3 separate regions of the Homo sapiens genome follow, and all the other regions are linked to region 1. The links are chromatin loops, found by intact Hi-C in ENCODE. Cell type or tissue: PC-3. All regions are shown on one strand.

What was found. A loop is a pair of places that touch in the nucleus more often than their neighbours do. Peaks named below come from ENCODE experiments on the same cell type or tissue, not always from the same donor. Only the 100,000 strongest peaks of a DNase experiment are listed, where the experiment ranks them.
Region 2: it touches region 1 in a loop (5-fold over the local background); 11 of 110 quality-filtered maps call a loop at or near these places.
Region 3: it touches region 1 in a loop (4-fold over the local background); 11 of 110 quality-filtered maps call a loop at or near these places.

The regions. Positions count from the first base shown.
Region 1 is chr10:59,708,521-59,711,020 of GRCh38, reverse strand. It overlaps SLC16A9 (solute carrier family 16 member 9), which reads left to right and starts at 1,171. Exons shown (of 6, transcript NM_194298.3): 1 at 1,171-1,542. RefSeq lists silencers at 829-1,098, 1,329-1,398, 1,539-1,598 and an enhancer at 1,829-2,028. In PC-3, CTCF peaks have their summits at 893 and 1,094; a DNase peak (open chromatin) is centred at 1,170; H3K4me3 peaks cover 2,101 bases; H3K27ac peaks cover 1,505 bases.
Region 2 is chr10:59,808,151-59,810,650 of GRCh38, reverse strand. All of the region lies in intron 5 of CCDC6 (coiled-coil domain containing 6), which reads left to right. Among named protein-coding and RNA genes, the nearest start is that of MRLN, 56 kb to the right of the region's middle. In PC-3, a CTCF peak has its summit at 1,086 (motif pointing right); a DNase peak (open chromatin) is centred at 1,100.
Region 3 is chr10:59,793,053-59,795,552 of GRCh38, reverse strand. It overlaps CCDC6 (coiled-coil domain containing 6), which reads left to right. Exons shown (of 9, transcript NM_005436.5): 8 at 956-1,080; 9 at 2,442-2,500. Among named protein-coding and RNA genes, the nearest start is that of MRLN, 41 kb to the right of the region's middle. In PC-3, no CTCF peak of the experiment used is centred here; DNase peaks (open chromatin) are centred at 322 and 1,482; H3K4me3 peaks cover 347 bases; H3K27ac peaks cover 2,098 bases.

The DNA.
Region 1 (2,500 bases):
TTCTCTTCACTCTAACCTGAAAGTCAATAAATTGAGTAGAAAGGACTGATGGGGGCCAAAAGGGCTGAACCTCCACCACATTTGTGCTGTAAGAAAACATGACATGGTTGCCTAGGCTCCACAGGTTTTTTAAACTCTCATCTCACACAAACTCCATGATACAGGCAAGATTCTTGTAATTTCATAGACAAGGAAACAGAGGCTCAGCAGCTTGATCAGCACTTCTGAAACCAACCCTTTGCCAGGTGTAGAGTCTTCGTCTAGGCCAGGACCTGTCACTTCAGTGTATAAAGGAAGTTCTCATCAAGGTGGTTGATGGCCGCAGTCCCCTTTAAGAAGTAGAAAGTGTGGTGCGGCTTCCCAGAAAAAACACAGAGGAACACAAAAAGTGCATATCACTTTGGAGGTTTCCCACGGCCGGCGAACCACTGGTACCTATGGACAGCCCCCAGCTGCTGCAGTGACTGAGGGATAAAACAGCCATCCATCTCTGCGCGCAAGCCCATTACCAAAGATAGTATTGCCAATGGTAGTATTGTTAGTGCAGTTCAACTGCAGGACAGACTGAACGTCCTTAGAAGCAGCCTGTGTGTGTGTGTGTGTGTGTGTGTGTGTGTGTGTGTGTGTGTGTGTGTGCACCGCAGGACGCCCTCCTTTCCCGCGGAGCTGTCACAAAGGACTGTACTTGGCATCCTCACTCCTCACTTCCCAGGATCACGGACTCCACAAAGTTCTGGTGCCCGTTTCTCCGGGACCACTGCCAGCTGAGCATACAGCTCCGGCCAGGAGGGCGCCAGCGGCCCCGGGAGCCAGGGAGACCAAGGAACACTCGCATTCATTTGTACACCCCGGCTCCCCCCAAACGCGCACGGCCCTTGGCGGGCTTGGCCAGGGCACGTGGTGGGCGGCGGGGGCACAGCGGCGCCTGGGGACGCGCGTGTGTGCGCACCGAGAGGGCGCCTGGCCGACGGCGCCCACCTCTCTCGTGGCTTTGGTGGCTCCAGGCCTGGTAGGGCCGGGGCCGCGGCTCGGGCAGTGCCCTCCCTACTCCTGGCCGGGCCGGGAGCAGCGGGAGCAGGCGCAGCGCCCCTACCGCCCGCTTTTCCGCCTCCATCTCCTCCGCCTCCTCCTCCTCCTTCCCCCAACCACCCGCGCAGTCACAACCGGTTCAGACTGGCCGGGGTGCCCCGCAAAGAGAGACAAGGGAGAAAAAGACAGCAGGGAAAACCCCGGGGAGGAGAAGGCGAAAGAGAAGGTGGAGCTCAGAGAAGGGGGCCGGCTCCCCAGCTCCATGTGGCCGCCGCCGCTGCGGGTCTGTGGGGGCAGAGGGCGGCGGCTCCCGGGGCAGCGCGTAGCGGGACCGATTGCCTAATACTCCGGCAGGGGCCGGGGCCGCAGCTGGCTCGGATAAATAGCCGCCCGGCTGGCCCGGAGCTGCAGGGGAGAGCGGCGGCCGCGATCCCCACCACACCACCAGCCCGGCCGCACGGGGCACTGAGCCGGGTGCTGAGCACCGGAGGCCCCGCCGAGGCCGGGACTCAGGTAAAGGGCTGGAGCTTGCGGGGAGGGTTCCAAAGGTGGGCAGCAGCCCCTGCTGCCCAGCGTCCTAGAGGCAAGAAGTAACTCCGACTCGGAGCAGTAGGAGGGGGCGGTGGAGCAGCATGGAACCGGGCTTTTGTCTGGGGTGTGTGCCGGGGGCTTCGAGTGTCCACGGTGCGCCCGCCCCTCGCCGCCCCCTTTTTGATGGGGTGCTTCTACAAAGTGGGCAAGTTTTCCCGGGAATCCGAAGGCGGCATTTTGTACGGAGTTGAAAGAGAGGGAGGGGGTCCTGGGGGTGGTACGGTGGCCCCCCAGAGAGCTGCCTCTGGACTCCAGAGAGCTTCCAGGGTTGCTGGTGGAAGAGCAGGGAGAGGTGCATGTGATGCAGGTGGGCCTCCATTTCCCAGAGGACCGAAAGGCCTCCAACTGCCTTGGTCCGGAGCGCGAGCAACCAGGTGCCCCCGGAGGGTTGGGAATGGGGCGCCGCGGGTACTCCTGACCTACGTGGAGCGCAGCGCGCAGGGCCGGCGGATTCTGCACGTTGGCGCCAGGTTCAGCACCACCCGGCAGCCCTGGGCGAGCGCGGGAGCCCAGCCTTCGCCACCGCCGCAGGAGGCACCGGCACCGCGCCCACCTGGACCCTCAGCCAGCACTTGGGAGGACTTGGTGCTTAATGCCCCATCTTTGGTTCGCCCTAGGTAACCTGCTCTGGCTTCAGCAGCGCCCAGAGGCTTTCCAGAGAGCTGATAACCACGAACAAACTTGGCTGTCAAAAGCAAATCAATGCTTTACCTTGTTTTCTGGGTGCCTAGTCTATCCAACACAAACTATCCCCGAAGTTTAGTCAGGATTTACGCTAAATATATTACTTATATAGTAAGTTATTCGATATAACATTTTTGGTCAATTTTCTAGGCTACAGTTTTGATGTGTTTTTTAAAAATCTTGAATTAACTGAATA
Region 2 (2,500 bases), 100 kb before region 1:
ATTACTATGTGTGTTTGGTGGAAATCAAATGAGATATATCAAATAGTTCTCAAATATTAGTTATTTTAAGATTTTTGAGTTTTTACCATGTGAGTACACAAACATCTTTCAGCACCTTCCTGAACTTTTTCCCGTGCTGTCAGTTTGCATTTTTCCTCCTCCTTTATACTGCTCCATCGTGCCCCTAGCAAAAATTTCAGAAGGAATTTGGGGAGAATGTATGCTTACTACTATCTCCATACTGCACTGTTTAGTCTGAAGAGACTGCAGATACTAACAGAGGCATTTGTAAGTGCTATTTCTGATTTTGTGAGGACAGAGAAAGCTGAACTAAAGAAGCAGCAGTGGCACTTAGCTGCTTGCAGTGATTGGATTGGGCCTAAAGGATGTGTTAGTGACTTTTCATCATCCATTCCTTGCATTCTCCTTAGGTTAGATGACCTGGGCCTCTTTTGGATGCAGCTATGGCAGGTGGCTCCTCACCCTCCAAGCTTGACTGCATCTGAACTTGAACCTCTCTCTCAACAGTTCTCAGCAATGTTTGAACGTTGGCATCGCCTGGCCAGCTTTTAATAGACCAGTGGCTAGGACTCATCCTTGGAATTCTGACTGAATTGGCTTGGGGTATAGTCTGGGCACTGGTATTTTCTAACTGTGAACTTGGAAGGGAATGCAAGCCATGCAGATCTTTGGATCATTTGGGAGCCACCTCTTTGGAATCTGTGTGGAAGTCATCCGCAGTTCACACCATCTTTGACTAAAATACAGTAAGTCCTTACTTCACATCATCCTTGGGTTCTTGGAAACTGAGACTTTAAGTGAAACAACTTTCTGTATAACCAAACCAATTTTACCGTAGGCTAACTGATACAAACAAGAGTTAAGTTCCTATGGCATACATATGTTGTTTCACTTAAAGTCACAGTTTCCAAGGATCTGTGGATGATGTTAAGTGAGGGCCTACTATATTGGGAGATGGCTGTAGACCTGGGGAAATATAAGCTGTGGCCCCTAAGTACTAGGGAGTTCTGTGTGCAAGAGGAAGGAGGAGGACTCATAGGAACAAATCTGGTCAGGTGAGGCTGTGTGCCAGCAGGGGGCAGCCAAGGAATGCTCTGGTGACAGCCTTCTGTGTGTGAGTCAGTGACACCCAGAGGTGTTGGACCTGGTGCCTTCTCTGTGCCTCTGTCTTCTAGGTCAATTGCTGAACTGCCAGGAAGTCTTCCCAGCCGATCACTGCAGGGGACATTCTTATCTATAGATATATTGTTTAAGGATCCCCCTGCTGAGTTCCCCGATGCTAAAGGATTGCCATTTTTTCTTTGAAAGACAATGTTCTCTGAAGTTATTGTTCTTGGAGCCTCACTAATGTTAATTCTGCAAAGGATTTCATGGTAGTCTCCAGCACCCTTCCTGTAAAAGGCATTATAAGAGTCCTATTATGGAAAAGAAAGTCAGCTTGCTCTGACAGTCACCCTTCTAGTTCTAGAAACAGCAAATACTCCAAGGGGTCAATCTTTTGTTTCCTGTAGAGCCAAGTGAAAAATTCTGCATGCTTGCATATTTGGGATCAAATAATTTAAATCGTTTATATTAAAAGTGTACTTTGTAAATATTTTCCCAGCATGCCTTCAATTAAAGAGATTTTTGTGTCTGGATTAGACAGCGGGGTTTCTGGCTATGTTGAAACAGCCAAGGGATTTAGTGTTTAGTGCACGTAATAGTGTTTAATAATTTTGGTATTTTTATTTGAATTTCTAAAATAAGGATATTCAAGAGCTTTTGTATATCTGTAATGATGCTGTCTTGGAAATCATTGAATACTTATCAGAAGTCTTTATTGGCTAAAATGCCAGACCTTTGTAGAGTTGCTTAAAACTGAAACTAATTTGATGGGCATTGAGAGTTGAAATAGGGTCAGTCTGTGGGAGAAAAATGCTCATTGTGGCATTCAGCTCCCTCCTTCTTCCCTAAATTTGGACCGAACTGACAATATGGAACAGCAGCCTACAGGAAACTCTCTTAGACGTGCTCATGGCCACTGAATTTGTAGCTGCTTTTCAGAAAAGAGAAGTATATGGAGATTTTACTTTTCCCAAGTTCATTGACAAAGACAAGGAAAAGAAATGAAGCAAGAAGATGGGTAGACACCACATTTTGTATTAGATAATTCTGGTTACTTGGTAGCAGATTCTGTGTGAGATAAACCAGAAAGGAATGGGGGCGGTGGGGAGGTTGTCAAAAGAGGAAGGAAGACGTGTTTTTCTTTTTTTGGAAGGTTGTGGAGTATGCCACAGAATCCTGTGAAGAATAACCTTGGAAGGACAAGAGTTTTGATGGCTCCGGGGAACTTAGCTGAAGCAGACCCTGGATCCCCATAAAGATGTCAGTTCCCCATTTCAGATTCCTGGGAGAGGTAGTCTAAGTGGCTCAGCCTGGGTCCAACAGCTAGTGCCAGGGCTAGTCAGCTCTGTCCTGGGAGATGGGTGCTGTAGCAGAG
Region 3 (2,500 bases), 85 kb before region 1:
GGCACATGTATACATATGTAACTAACCTGCACATTGTGCACATGTACCCTAAAACTTAAAGTATAATAATAATAATAATAAAAATGAATAAGAAAAAAAATAATAATGGCCAACTTAACAGTTATGAGGTGATATCTCACTGTGGTTTTGATTTGCATTTCCCTGATGGTTAGTGGTGATAATCGTCTTTTCATATATCTATTAGCACATTTGTGTATCTTTTTTAGAGAAATGTGTATTCAAGTTCTCTGTGCATTTTTTCATTGGACTATTTGAGTGTGTTTGTTTGCTTTGAGTCATAGGAGTTACTTATGTATTTCGCATATTCACCCCATACCAGGTATATGGTTTGCAAATATCTCCTCCCATTCTATAGGTTGCCTTTTCAGTCTGTTGACTGAAAGTTTCCTTAGCGCAGACACTTTTTAGTTGAATGTAGTCCCACGTATTTGTTTTTGCTTTTTTTTTTTGTTGCCTATGTCATATCCAAGAAATCATTGCTAAGATCAATGTCAGGGAGCTTTTCCCCTATTTTCCTTCTAAGAGTTTTATAGTTTAAGGTCTTATAGTTAAGTCTTTAATCCATTTTGAGTTGACTTTTGTATATAGTGTAAGAGATAAGGTCCAGTGTCACTCCTCTGCATGTGAATATCCAGTTTTCCCAACACCATCTGTTGAAGAGACTGTTCTCTTTCCCCGTTGTGTATTCTTGGTGCCCTTTTTGAAGATCAGTTGACCATATACGTGTGAGTTTATTTCTGGGCTCTCTGTTCTATCCTAGGAATTAACATTTATTTCCCTTGTTATCCACACCATTTAGTGAGCCCATCATTCTTTTCATCTGTTTGTATTTTTGTGGGTGATAGAGAACTACTGCGATTTAAAACCTCCTAGATAGTTGAAGACACCAGATAGTTGAGCTTAAAATGATACTTAATTTGTTGTTATATTTTAGGTCTATCATATGCAAGTCACACGGTTGGTTTCACGCCACCAACTTCACTGACTAGAGCTGGAATGTCTTATTACAATTCCCCGGGTCTTCACGTGCAGCACATGGGAACATCCCATGGTATCACAGTAAGTGTCCGTGGGGTAGGAAGCAGCACTTTACTCCTGAAAGTGGTACCGACTGGTGTTCTGGAGAACAGGATCGGTGCCCTTAGACATTTGCCCTTCTTCCTGCCTCCTCCATCCGTTCACCTTGAAACTGTAGAGACTTAAACAGTTTGATACCAAATTCTGGTATTGAAACTAAAATCCTTCCCAGGAGACAAAACTTTAACTTCACTTCCTATGAAAAATTACCCTTTGTGAAATATAATTTGAACTCTGGCCAGTGCTTTGATTGAACTCTGGCCAGCTCCTTGCATTATTGTTGGTTGCCATAATGTCTAAAGATATTTATTGTCTGCACCTTCACAGTTCACTGACCTTCAGTATTCTTCCTGAAGTTAGCCTTGTTTGTAATGTTACTCAGAATTTTCTCTCCTCGAATTACAAGGAAGCTTAAGTGCATCTGGTTCCAACTCTACCCAAGGGAGTTTTTTCTTTAGAGTCGGCAATATAGTTGACTAATAGAGCCATTAGAAATGTAGCTAGTAGAGTGAGAGTATTATTAAGGGTATTTCCAATAACAGAAATACCAATATTTCAAAGAATAAATTATAATATTTTAAAGAAGAACCCTATTCTAAGAATGCACTTAAGGTATTTCTGAAGCTGTTTGGCCAGTTTGATGGACTTTATGTAAAAGTAGGAACTTTTTTTTTTTTTTTCCTCACTCTGTCATCCAGGCTGGAGTTCAGCAGCATGATGTCTGCTCACTGCAACATCCGCCTCCGGAGCTCAAGGGATTCTCTTGCCTCAGCCTCCCGAGTAGCTGGTATTACAGGCACACGGCACCACACCTGGCTGCTTTTTGTATTTTTAATAGAGACGGGGTTTTGCCCTGTTGGCCAGGCTGGTCTCGAACTCCTGGCCTCAGGTTATCCACCCACCTCTACCTCCTAAAGTGCTAGGATTACAGGTGTGAGCCACTGCACCCGGCCTCAAACATAGAAACATTTCTGTTGAGCTGTATCTTTCAGGATGTGGACAACTTATTGGAGATAAGCAATAGAGGGAATTGGTGACACACACGGAAAGAAAGATTTAAGGGGATATTTTACAGCTCTCGTTGAAGGACCCAAGTCCAGCAGTTTGTTCAACACAAGTTGTGCAGTAATTTTATGTAGCTTTTTCATAGGTGGAAGTGTAAACACTGCCTTATTTAAATTTTATTACTAGTTCAGAAACCAGTAGGGATGAAGAAAGAAATCCCTGGTTTCTTGTCTTTGTTGGTTAGTGTTTGATTAGCCCCAGTGCCAAGTCAGGCTGTGTTAGGTAGAATGAGATCCACCTGTACCTAGACTGACTTGCTGTTCCTGTCCCCTCTGCAGAGGCCTTCACCACGGAGAAGCAACAGTCCTGACAAATTCAAACGGCCCACGCCGCCTCC